Regions from separate parts of the Homo sapiens genome. Here region 1 is linked to region 2. The links are chromatin contacts, found by Hi-C or POLR2A ChIA-PET in ENCODE. All regions are on one chromosome and are shown on one strand. Each heading gives the region's core, a stretch centred on a gene start or an enhancer-like site at or near the end of the contact. The rest is flanking DNA. Distances are from core to core; before and after follow the strand shown.

Region 1 (6,252 bases), core at 546-3,045, 240 kb after region 2:
GCCTCTTCTGGCTCTACTTCTTTTCCTTCCTGCGCCTGGGTGAGCAGCCCTTCTGACCTGGGGCCAGCCCTTGGCCTCCCAGCCCTGCATCCCCACCAGCCAGTCAGATCCCTCATTGCTTTCACAGCATCAGCATGGCATCCAGTCAGAATGTGGTGCCCAGAGTGAGGGCTGGTTAGGTGTCCCATCAGAACGTGGTACCCAGAATGAGGGTTGGTTACATGTCTAGTCAGAATGTGGTGCCCAGAGTGAGGACTGGTTAGGTGTCCAATCAAAACATGATACCCAGGGTGAGGGGCTGGTTGGGTGTGGTGTTGACAGCCTGGCTCCTAAGCTAGCCCGAGTGCAGGTGTAACCCTTGTGAAGGCCTGGTCAATTGTCCCATACATCCCTGGAGAGAAGATAGTGCCTTTATCAGCTGTGCAGGGACTGAACCAGAGGAAATGGGGAAGCTGATCCAGATTTGCCCTTTGAGGCTGGTGGTTGGGCCCAGCTCCTTGTACCTCCTGGCATGGAAGAGGTGGGGACGTGGAGGAGAGAAAACTGACACTCCTGGGGGAAAGACACGTCTGCCCCGGTCAGACTGGGGGTGTGGGAGGGTCCATCCTCTCTAGCCCAGGGCACTGGAGACTGGAGGGAACGGACCAGCAAGGAGGCTGAAGAATTGCCATTGACTTGGCACCCCAGTGCCTGAAATCTGACCAGGGATGATGCCAGTCATTCAGTGGGTCCCTCTGTGTGTTCCTGGCTGTGAAGACACCATCCTTGCTGCTGGAGTTGAGGGGTGGGGGTGGGGGGTTAGGCCTTACCTTTATTTTCTGCCTGAGGGAGAAGTCACGGGCAGTTTCCACACCAGGTGCGGCCCCTTCCTCAGCAGGGTGAGGGTAGGTGGTGGCCCCTCCCTGCCCACCCCAAGGCTAGCCACCCTCTATCACCAGGTATGAAGGCCCCCGCCACTCTGTTCACCTTCCTGGTGCTGCTGCTCACCATCCTGGTCTGCCTGGCTCACACCTGCTTTGGATGCTTCAAGCACCTCAGCCCTCTGAACTACAAAGTAAAGGCCCCCGACCCCACTGCCCGGTCAAGCCCTGGGAGGAACAGATGGTGGGACGGGCTCGCTGTCAACCCCGCCCACCCTTGTCTGTATCAACACAGCAGCAGCCTTCTCCAGATTCTGCTTCTCCATGGGAAAGGCGTGGGTGGTTGGGTGCCATGTGTAGCTTCCCTTCCTCCCCTCATCCCTGCACTCCCCCACCCCATCCTCTCTCGGGCTGCTGGGGAGCTTGGTGCCAGCTGGTACTATTATTCCGGGTGTTAATAGTCTGTGTGTTTGGAGGGTGTTTGTTCACAGAGATCAGTTTTGTTTATCATCGCAAGTTTTTGCTGTTATCTGCAGACAGAAGAGCCTGCAAGTGACAAAGGAAGTGAGGCAGAGGCCCACATGCCCCCACCGTTCACAGTAAGCTGTGCCCCTCAGCCTCTGAGCTTGTCGCCCTTTTTTTTGCTTTGGTTGTAACAGTCCCAACCAGATGGGCCCCGGCAAATCTTTGATCATCTCTTGCTAAGATCACATGGCAGGCAAGTTTGTGAATTAATGGCAGAGAAGGAATCCTGGTCCCCCTGGGTATTTTAACCTGCATATTTGAAACTGTTGAGGAGATAGAGTCTTGTCTCGATTCATGGCCATCCCCCTTGGTTTCAGTTCCCTGCTCTCTTTCCTTCTCTGCATATTTAATGCCTGGTGAGTTTGGGGCTTTAGTGAAGGCACATGGTAAGGCGCTAGGGTTTGACAAAGGTTTGTCATCAGCGATGCACCTGCCTGTGCGAGGTCCTCCACTAGGCTCCAAGAGGGTGTCAGGCAGACTTCCCTTTGAATTCAAGAAATGAACATTGCACCTGCTTCAGAGGAAGACCCCATGGTAGAGAGACACAGGGCTCCTTGCCTTCCTAGTTCTCTCTGCACACAGCCTCCAGGGTCCTGCTCCTAGGGTGGGGCTGGGAAGGGAAAGCAGAGCCCCAGGGTTCCAGAGCTGTAGTCACCAGCCTTCCTGACAGCCGTGGCCAGGACAGAGCCGACCTCATCTGCAGGGTTCTTTCTGGTGGCTGCCTCCCAGGTGTCAGGCTCTCTTATCGGTGTCTGTCCTTGGACAAGTTCCAAACAAGGGAGGGCCTCAGAAGGACTCATTACCCAGCGACACACCTGTGGCTATGCTGGCCAAGCAGGGAACATGCAGGACAGGTGGATGATGTCAAGCCCTCACAGCCAGGGTCTCAGGAGGAGTATGGCAGGGCTCTGTGCCTGGGGTCAGTGGCTGGAGCCTGGGATTGGGAGGAAATGAGACTCAAAATGAGACTCACACAGATATGTTGAGCATCCCAGGGGTCCCAGGGCAGCGTTCTAAGCCCCCCTATATAGGTAGACTTGTTTCTTCTACAAAGTGAGAAATCCTCCTAGGATCCAGGGCTAGGAAGTTTAGTTTCCTCTGAGAACTGCTCTCTTGTGCTTCCTTCTGTGATCATGAGAACTGTATAACTGTGCTTTCTCTTTTGCCCTGGCTGCTAGGAAATTCTGCAGGTGTCATATTTTCGGTCTTAATGTCCTAAATGGATGTCGGTGTTTCTTCATATGTCCTTTATGGCCACTGTCTGTGTCCTGTTGGGAGAAGGGCAGGAGGGGAGGGATGCAGTGTGGAAGCTCATGCCTGTCCAGGCCAAGCACAAATCCATTTGCTGACAGCCCTACGTGCCTCGGATTCTGAACGGCTTGGCCTCGGAGAGGACAGCACTGTCTCCGCAGCAGCAGCAGCAGCAGACCTATGGTGCCATCCACAACATCAGCGGGACTATCCCTGGACAGTGCTTGGCGCAGAGCGCCACGGGCAGTGTGGCTGCTGCCCCCCAGGAGGCCTGAGGCTGGGTGAGCTGCTGGCTGGGCCAGGCTCAGGGGAGCCTGTGGGGTGAGAAGACAGGTGAAGCGGCCTGACTCCCAAGTTCATGACTTCTTCCCATCTGTTTTAGGTCTCACTGCTCTGAAAAGACACAACCAGAATGGCCTGGGGCTCAGGCCCTTGGCTGAGTGGGAATGCGTTGGGACTGCCCAGCTGAGCTATCAGGTGCCCATCTTTTCTGGTCCCAGCAGTGGTGAGGAGAGCACAGGCAGGCCTCGCCCCTCCCTTGCTCACCCAGTTTCCCCTCCGGCACAAGCTTCCAGCTCTGCAGCTGGGGTGACATCCCCAGTGGTTTGTCGCCAAGACCATGTGGTGGACTTTTCGCCCCCCAAACTGATGAGTCCGGGAGAATATATGGAGAGAGAGATGTAACAAGGGGAAGGCCTCCTCCCTTCTGAGCACACACACAACCGATAACCAAAGAGATGCTGCAGTCCAGGTCTGAGGTCCCGCTGGCATCCAGCTCCCTGCTCCATGGCCAGTCCCTCCCCAGCCCAGCAGTCCCTCCAGGCTACATCCAGGAGTAAGCTATGGGGAACAGGTTGGGAGGTGGCCAGTGCTCCTGCCAGCTGTGCACACATCTCTGTATCCCGCTAGAGTTCTGTGTTTTTGTATCATGTTGTCAGGGACGCTAGCTGGGTCAGGGTTACCCCATAGCAGGCAGGGACAAGGACCACTCATAATATGCCCATTGGACCACAGTTAAGATCCAGCCTCTCTCACCTCTTCAGGGCTGAGTGCATGAGTCTGCACCTCCAGGCAGGCTCTGTGCAGTACTCACCCCCTCCGTCTGCTCCCTCCAAGGTGTGGGGGTGGGCAGTGCTCAGGGCCTCCTCGGAGCCAAAGGACAGCATGGTCGGCACAGAGGAAGGGGTACCTGGGCTGGGTGCAGGGCCATCCCACTGCCCTTGAGCTGTGGCTCTGGCAGGAAGGAGGGGCAGCCCATCCCTCTTCTCCCTCCTGGGGATTCTGGGGAATGGGATGCAACTTAAGACTTCTGCCTGAGAAGCCTCCTCCCTGCTGCCTCCAGGGGGCACCAAGGCACAAGCCTGTGCAGTAGGGGCGGGATGGGGGTGTGGAAGAGCAGGTCCAGGCTCCTAGCACAACTGGCCTGGGGCCTTGGCACCTCTGTAGGCCCTGCCTGTGCCTGTCCGCTGGCCTGGGGGGCCTGGGCTTATCTGGGCCTTCTCACTCAGGGACTCTCTTGACGCTGACTTGCCCCCGCAGTGGTGGCCAGTGCTGCCTCTGCTCCAAGCTGCCCCTGCGCTGGGAGGGGTGGGGGCGGTGCCATTGGTCTGGTGCAGCATAGCCCTGGCCAGTGGCCTCATCCCCAGCAGGCCTCCCGTGCCTCTGCCAGCAAGGAGGGGCCGGCCAGCTCTGCTTGCACAGGGGGCCCCATGTGGGGTCAGCGCACGCTCATGTCACTGAGTTCCAGCCGCTTTTAGAGTAAAGTCGTTTATCATCAAAGCCATGTTGCTTACCACACGGAGTTGGGGGTTGGGGAGTGAGCTTGGAGGGGTGAGGGGGTGAGCGTGGGCTCCCAGCATGGGCAGGGGACGGAGGCAAACTCATTCCTCAGAAAAGGGGTATCTTCCCCAAGAAAAGCCTGGAGGGCACTTGTGGGGGGAGGTGGCAGGCGGGGGGAGAGGGGTGGGTCATTGCCGCTCCAGCACCGACAGGAACTTGCGGATGTCCTGGGCGAGCAGCTCCGGCTCCTCAAAGGCCGCAAAGTGGCCCCCACGAACCATGTAGGAATAGGAGATGAGCTTTGGGTACTTGAACCTCACCCACTTTTCAGGCGTGTGCAATAGCTCAAAAGGGAAGGCAGAGAAGCCAGTGGGCACATAGACCTTCATCCTGGAAGTGAAAGAGCCGACGGAGGGGTGAGGCTGTGGCCCTGCGCCCCTCCGTCCTGCACAGCAGGGGGTTAAAGCGCCTGGGGGTGAGATCAGCTGGCCCACCCACAAGGAGCCATAAAGAAAAGGACAAATCCAGGGTCTCAACCGCTCTCCCCTCACTGAGGGCCTTCTCTTTTCTGGGAGGGCCACCCAGGCAGGGGCATGGGACAGCCTCTAAATCCCCACCTTTGAGGGTTTCCATGTGAGACTTGGAAATCCCAGAACCATCAGTGCCACTCCAGACCAGCATCCTAGACTGGGGAGCGGTACTGAGGGCCGCCCGGGAGCCAGGCACCTGGTCCCTCCATGAGGGCTTTCTCCAAACACCTCGACCTTTAGTGTTCCCATCCAAGGGCCCCTGGGGCACCTGCAGGCAAGGCTATACTTATCCCACCACCAAGTGCCCTTCGTGGAGCCCAAGACTGGCCGTCCCCCTGCCTCCAGCCTCAGAGGCCCCTGTTCTCGGCTCAGCCAGGCTCACCGCTCATGCTTCTGGGTCATCCAGCCCTGTCCCAGGTTCTCCTTGTAGAAGCGCTGGGAGGAGATGATGGTGCCTGTTGTCCAGTAGAGCATGACGTTGGTCAGCAGGTCGTCCAGGGAGAACTTCCTGGGAACGCAGAACACAAAGCCCCACTCTCAGTGCCACATGCAGTTGTGTGACAAAGGGCAGCCAGAAAGTCCTACAAATGCCAGGCCCTGCCCATGCGGCTTCCCTCCTCAGACCTCATGCAACGTGTGTGGTATCCTCGTGTCACAGGCAGGCTGCGCCCAGGGCACTAGACTGGAGCGCATGGATTTAGTTGAAGTGTCTCTTATCACCCCAAGGTCCTCCCCCCACCCACCTTGCCTCTACACACCTGTCCCCTCTCTCCTGCCACTGACCTCTCCTCCCTCCCCTCAACCCCTGCACCGTGAAACTGCTCAGGGCACCAGCTACTGTGGTGACCACATACCAGGCAGCATGTTCTAAGCTCCTTACCTTCTTTTAATTCATGTTTTCCTCTCAACAGCCTATGGGACATAGGTACTATTATCTCCATTTTACTTATTAAGTGGAGAATCCAAACCTAGCCAGCTTGGGTCCAGGATGCATACTCCACAGCCCCCACCCCACCTTCCACTTTCCCCAGAGCACGCCCTCCCAACCCTACCTTCCTCACTCAAACCCTGAATCTCTAGCAACAGCAGCAGGGAGCAGGGACAGAGATAAAGGGAACAGCCTTTTCAATGTGATTTTGGTGGCAAAATGAAAACTGGTCAATGAAAACTAGTTCCAGTATACACATCACCTCTGTGAACTGGATTTCTGCAAGTTGGCCAAGTGCTTCCATCTCCCTTTCAGCTCTGCCCGCAGCTTGAAAACGACCACGACCACCATTTCCACCCTAGTGTATTCCTGTTCTTTC
Region 2 (6,359 bases), core at 3,636-6,135:
GGCCTTTCTGTATGGACGCGTGGCTTTCCCGTAGCCTGGGGCATGGGTTCTAAAAGCAAACCTCCTATGAGCAATTGATAAGCAGACATTTATTGCCTTTTATTTTTATTATATTTTATTTATTTTTTGAGATGGAGTCTCACTCTGTTGCCCAGGCTGGAGTGCAGTGGCACAATCTCAGCTTATTGCAACCTCCACCTCCCAGGCTCAAGTGATTCTCTGCGTCAGCCTCCCCAGTTGCTGGGATCACAGGCGCACACCACCACACCCAGCTAATTTCGTATTTTTAGTAGAGGCAGGGTTTCACCATGTTAGCCAGGCTGTTCTCGAACTCCTGACCTCAAGAGATCTGCCTGCCTTAGCTTCCCAAAGTGTTGGAATTACAGCCATGAGCCATGGTGCCCGGCTTATTGCCTTTTATTTATTTTATTCTATTTCTTTTTTTTTTTTTTTTTGAGACAGAGTCTTGCTCTGTCACCCAGGCTGGAGTGCAATGGCACGATCTCCGGCTCACTCGGGTTCAAGTGATTCTCCTGCTTCAGCCTCCCGAGTAGCTGAGACTACAGGCACCCACCTCGGCCTCCCAAAGTGTTGGGATTACAGGCATGAGCTACTGCACCCACCCAATTTTAAATCTGAAGTATTTATTTTACTTATCACCTATGTAAGAAAAAATATAACCACCTCACCGGAGATATCATTGCTTAGGATGAGGCTGAATTTATTTAGGTAAAAAATAGTGAGTCAATTTAAAGAAATACCTTAAGTAAATAAATCTGAGGCCAGGAGTGGTGGCTCATGCCTGTAATCCCAGCACTTTGGGAGGCCGAGGAGAGTGGATCACGAGGTCAGGATATCGAGACCACGGTGAAACCCCGTCTCTACTAAAAATAGAAAAAATTAGCCGGGCGCGGTGGTGGGCGCCTGTAGTCCCAGCTACCCGGGAGGCTGAGGCAGGAGAATGGTATGAACCCGGGAGGCGGATCTTGCAGTGAGCCGAGATCGCGCCACTGCACTCCAGCCTGGGTGACAGAGCGAGACTCCGTCTCAACAACAACAAAAAAAATTAAATTTAATTTAAAAAATAAATAAATAAATCTGAGTGAGGACTAGAGAAGGCTCTGTAGCAAGTTCAGGGTGCAGTGCAAGCTGCTCTTTCTTTTGGCCCTTATCATCCACAGACCCAACAATATCCGAGTGTCTGTGGCAATGGGGATGCTATATGGAGGCCCTGGGAAGCACCAGTAAGAGAATCACAGCACAGGCCTCTAGGGTTTGGGAACAGATGCACAGCCTGTTTCACAGATAACTGTTCTTCTGGCTTGCTTCTGGTCCCTGGTAGAAACAGAACACCTAGTTATGGGTCGTGAAGCGGCCGCATGTGCACTGCATGTTGTCTTACTCACCCCGCCACGGGATTGGGCACGTGCAGCAGCAATCTCTAATCACGCGGAGACGGCATATGTACACTGGGCTCCAGCAGGCTCAGAAGGCACAAGTGAGCTGTGCGAGCAGGTGGCGCAGACTCCTTCGACAGCGATTCTTGCCTTATTGCCTGTTTTCCTTCATTCCTAGGACCTCATAGAAAGTTCCTTGTGTCAGCCGGGCACCGTGGTTCATGCCTGTAATTCCAGCACTTTGGGAGGCCGAGGTGGGCGGATCACCTGAGATGAGGAGTTTGAGATCAGCCTGGGCAACATGGTGAAACCCCGTCTCTACTAAAAATACAAAAATTAGCCCGTTGTGGCCTGTAATCCCATCTGCTCGGGAGGCTGAGGCATGAGACTCACTTGAACTCAGGAGGCTTAGGTTGCAGTGAGCCCGAGATCACGCCATTGTACTCCAGCCTGGGCGACAGAGCAAGACTCCGTCTCAAAAAAAAAAAAAGTTCCTGTGTCAGTTGACTGAGGAGGAAAAAAATCCAGACTTGGTTTACAGATGGCTCCTGCACAACAGAGAGTGGACAGCTGGAGCCCACCAGCCCCGCTCCAGGGTGTCCCTGAAGGACAAGTGGTGAAAGAAAATCTTCCTTGGGGGCAGAACTTCAAGAGGCACATTTGTTTGTCTACTTTGCCTGGATGGAGAGACAGCCAGATGGAGGGATCTACATAGATTCACTGGCAAGAACATGGAAGGAGGATTGGTGACAAGCAGGTCTGGGGAAGAAGTATGTGGACAGATCTTCCAAACAGGCCCAGAATATAAAGATATTTGGGTCCCATGTGAATGCACACCAAAGGGTATCACTGCAAAGGAGGCTCTTGACTATCAGCGGAACAAAGCATGTTCTCTGGAGGTCGGGCTGTCTCTTTTTCCAGCTACCATTGCTTGCCCAATGGACCTATGTAACAAAGAGGCTGTGTGGCAAGATTGGAGGCTATGCGCGAGCTCAACAACATGGACTTCCCCTCACCAAGGCTGAGTAAGTCATCTACTAACTGCCTAATCTGCCAATAGCAGAGACCAACACTGAGCCCACTGTGGCTCCTTGGGGGACCCAGCCAGCCATCTAATGGCAAATTGATTACACTGGACTTTTTCCATCATGGAAAGGACATTATACACATATTCTGGATTTGCTTTGCCTGTTCATCTTGTTTCTGCCAGCACCACCATGCATGGATTAACAGAATGCCTTCCTCACCATCCTAATACTCCACTCAGTACTGCTTCTGATCAAAAGATGAGCAGCAATGGCCTACTGCCCATGGAACAAACTGATTTTTTTGTTGTTTTTCTTTTTCTTTTCTTTTCTTTTTTTTTTTTGAGACGGAGTTTTGCTCTGTTGCCCAGGCTGGAGTGCAGTGGCGCAATCTCGGCTCACTGCAAGCTCCGCCTCCCGCGTTCAGGCCATTCTCCTGCCTCAGCCTCCGGAGTAGCTGGGACTACAGGTGCCCGCCACCACGCCCGGCTAATTTTTTGTATTTTTAGTAGAGACGGGGTTTCACCTTGTTTGCCAGGATGGTCTTGATCTCCTGACCTCGTGATCCGCCCGCCTCGGCCTCCCAAAGTGCTGGGATTACAGGCGTGAGCCACCGCGCCTAGCCTTCTTTTTCTTTTTTCTTTCTTTTCTTTTCTTTTTTTTTCTGAGATAGAGTTTCACTCTTTTTGCCCAGACTGGGGTGCAATGGTGCGATCTCGGCTCACTGCAACCTCTGCCTCCCCAGTTCAAGCAATTCTCCTGCCTCAGCCTGCCAAGTAGCTAAGATTACAGGCACCTGCCACCACGCCTGGCTAATTTTTGTATTTTTAGTAGAGACGGGTTTTCACCATGGTGGCCAGGCTGGTCTTGAACTCCTGACCTCAGGTGATCCGCCCACCTTGGCCTCCAAAAGTGCTGGGATCACAGGGGTGAGCCACTGTGCCCAGCCCTTGTTTGTTTTTAAGGCAGGATCTCGCTCTGTCACCCAGGTTGGAGTGCAGTGGTGTGATCTCAGCTCACTGTAGCCTCAAACTCTTGAGCAGGTGATCCTCCCAGCTCAGCCACCCAAGTAGCTAGGACTACAGACACACACCACCACACCTGGCTAATTTTTATTTTATTTTATTATTTTGTTTTGTTTGAGACAGGGTCTCGCTTTGTCGCCCAGGCTGGAGTGCAGTGGTGAGATCTCGGCTCACTGCAACCTCTGCCTCCACGGTTCAAGTGATTCTCTTCCCTCAGCCTCCCAAGTAGCTGGGATTATAGGCGCCTGCCACCAAGCCCGGCTAATTTTTGTATTTTTAGTGAGATGGGTTTTCACCATGTTGGCCAGGCTGGTCTCGAACTCCTGACCTCAAGTGATCCACCTGCCTTGGCCTCCTGAAGTGCTAGGATTACAGGTGTGAACCACTGCGCCCAGCCATGCCCGGCTAATTTTTGAATTTTTAGTAGAGACGGGGTTTCACCATCTTGGCCAGGCTCGTCTTGAACTTCTGACCTCGTGATCCACCTGCCTAGGCCTCCCAAATTGCTGGGATTATAGGCGTGAGCCACTGTGCCCGGCCTCACTTTTTTCTTTTCTTTTTCTTTCTTTCTTTTTTGAGACGGAGTCTCGCTCTGTCACCCACGCTGGAGTGCAGTGGTGTGATCTCGGCTCACTGCAACCTCCGCCTCCCGGGTTCAAGTGATTTTCCTGCCTCAGCCTCCTGAGTAGCTGGGGGTTACAGGTGTGCGCCACCACGTCTGGCTAATTTTTGTATTTTTAGTAGAGATGGGTTTTCGCCCTGTTGGCCAGGCTGGTCTCGAACTCCTGGCCTCAACTGAGCCGCCCGCCTTGACCTCCCAAAGTGCTGGATTACAGGCGTGAGCCAACACGCCCGGCCCCTGAGGTCACTTTCGCGGGGCAGAGGGTATGAAGCTGCGGAGAACAGGCTCGAGCGCTGCGGAGCCGGGAATTACTGAGTCCCGCGACGCGCGGGCAGGACTGGCACTGTTTTTTCCAGCTCGCGGGCTCTCAGTTCATAGTATGACATCCCCACCCATCGGCCCGGAGGCTGCTGAGCACTAACCCGATTTGTTTTCCAAAGTGCCACGCTTCACCCACTCGGCAGGATATGCGGCACCTTCAGGGCCGCAGCTGCAGCTCGCGGGCTCCAGGCGTTCGCATGGCTGGGCCAGGCGCTGGAGGCGGCCCTCACCCGTGGGACGGTGCCCCCCAGGCCCCGGGACGGAAAGGAGCTGCGGCGACGGCGGGAGAGGGCCCTACCCCCGGCGAGGCTGAGGCCTCAGGAGCGGACCTCACTGCAGGCAGCCCGGGAGGGAACGGCGGGGGAGTCCCGGGTCGTGGGGGTGACCCAGCCAGGGCTGGCGGAGAAGGGCCCGTAAGGTCGGCAAACCTGGGAGAGCGCGGGTGGCTGGAACCCCCTGTGCAGGCGGCCGCGTGGGGGCGGACCCGGTGGGCGTGGCGAGCTCCGGGGGCGTGGCCTGGGCCTTGGGGCCGCGTCACGTGACAACGACCGAGGCTAGAGGTGCTGTTGGGCGAACGCGAGGCGTCTGAAAGGATCAGTTTCGCGTTTTGGGGAAAGTTCTCTCTGGCACCTGGGGCTGGGGAGGGCGAGCCGGAGGAAGAGAGCCCGGGTGAGGCGGCGATTTCAGAAATGCCTGAAAAGGGAGAAGCCCGCCCCGGAGCCACGACAGTGGGGACGCTGGAGAGATGCTGGGGACCGGCCTCCACGACCTGGGGGGGAGGGGGGAGGGGACGAGCGGCGGGCACCCTGAACCCTTAGTCCTCGAGGCCCTGACAGCGACCCTCCCTCATGCTGCCCCCGAGGAGGAGTTGGAAGGAGCAGCTGGCCCCACGCCCCGTTTCCCGAGACTGCGGGCAGCGCTCCTCAGGAGTGTGTCCGGGGCCGGCTACTTCCTCCACTAAGAGACGAGTCGCCCGGGCCGCAGGAAGGGCCTGGTGCGCGGCCATCTGCTGACCAGTCTGGAGCTAGCGTGGTGGCTTCGGCTGCGCTGACAGTGATGCCACCGAGGTCTCTTACACACCAACAAGCTTCACAGGCCCCTCACCCAGCTAAGCCCGGGCATGGCATGCCTTGAGGGTATCCGAGGCTGTGACATCTTAGCAGAAATCCAAGCTAGCCCTCCCCACCCCCTCCACTCTACCTCCCCTTCACTTGGAATCAGAACTGTTCTATTTCAGCTCCAAATGTGATGATGATGACCAAATAAAATCCACCGTGAATTGAGCCCTCACTGTGTGTGCCCGGCTCTGTGCTAAACATTTGTCATGCGTTCTCTCACATAATCCCCGGACCTCCTACCACTTTCGTTATTTTTGCCTTGCCAGCACTAATTGTAAAACTGAACTCTTATTATTACGATGTTTTAATTGACTCAAATTTAGAGGTGTTATACGAAATCACAGGTTTGATGTGTAATGTTTCTTTTACTAATTCATATACAACATATAGACCTTGCAAATGTTTGAAACTGGCCGGGCGTGGTGGCTCACGCCTGTAATCCCAGCACTTTGGGAGGATGAGGCGGGCGGATCACCTGAGATCAGGCGTTTGGGACCAGCCTGGCCAACATGGCGAAACCCTGTCTCTACTAAACATACAAAAATTAGCCAGGCGTGGTGACACGCACCTGTGGTCCCAGCCACTCGGGAGGCTGAGGCACGAGAATCACTTGAACCCGGGAGGCAGAAGTTGCAGTGAGCCAAGATTGTGCCACTGCACTCCAGCCTGGACAACAGAGCAACTCCGTCTCAAAAACTAAAAATACATACATACACACATTTAACAAATTGGATCGGCCTTTTTTTTTTTTTTTTTTTTGAGACTGAGTTTCGCTCTTGTTGCCCAAGCTAGAGTGCAATGGCGCGATCTCGGCTCACCGCAATTTCCGCCTCCCGGGTTCAAGCGATTCT

What was found. A loop is a pair of places that touch in the nucleus more often than their neighbours do. ChIA-PET counts read pairs that join two places held with the same protein, here RNA polymerase II (POLR2A). Pooled maps may share reads with other maps.
Region 1: a pooled map shows a loop between it and region 2 (2.8-fold over the local background). The contact joins the enhancer-like site here to the promoter of LINC01703 in region 2. A Hi-C loop is called at or near these places in 1 of 50 pooled maps. POLR2A ChIA-PET finds 5 or more read pairs at or near these places in 3 of 52 experiments (B cell, GM10248 and activated T-cell).

The regions. Positions count from the first base shown.
Region 1 is chr1:225,843,699-225,849,950 of GRCh38, reverse strand. It overlaps TMEM63A (transmembrane protein 63A), which reads left to right. Exons shown (of 25, transcript NM_014698.3): 21 at 1-39; 22 at 939-1,054; 23 at 1,397-1,459; 24 at 2,738-2,917; 25 at 3,019-4,415. The coding sequence ends at 2,911. It overlaps EPHX1 (epoxide hydrolase 1), which reads right to left. Exons shown (of 9, transcript NM_001136018.4): 8 at 5,328-5,453; 9 at 4,388-4,805. The coding sequence ends at 4,604. Among named protein-coding and RNA genes, the nearest start is that of TMEM63A, 36 kb to the left of the region's middle. RefSeq lists enhancers at 1,550-1,599, 3,235-4,045. Within about 2 kb of position 1,795, at least 12 of the 41 ENCODE cell types and tissues checked have a DNase peak (open chromatin) inside an H3K27ac peak, as active enhancers do; they include B cell, where a contact is called at or near this core.
Region 2 is chr1:226,082,101-226,088,459 of GRCh38, reverse strand. It overlaps LINC01703 (long intergenic non-protein coding RNA 1703), which reads right to left and starts at 4,885. Exons shown (of 4, transcript NR_146920.1): 1 at 4,492-4,885; 2 at 1,407-1,664. RefSeq lists silencers at 4,485-5,064, 5,175-5,224 and an enhancer at 5,039-5,906.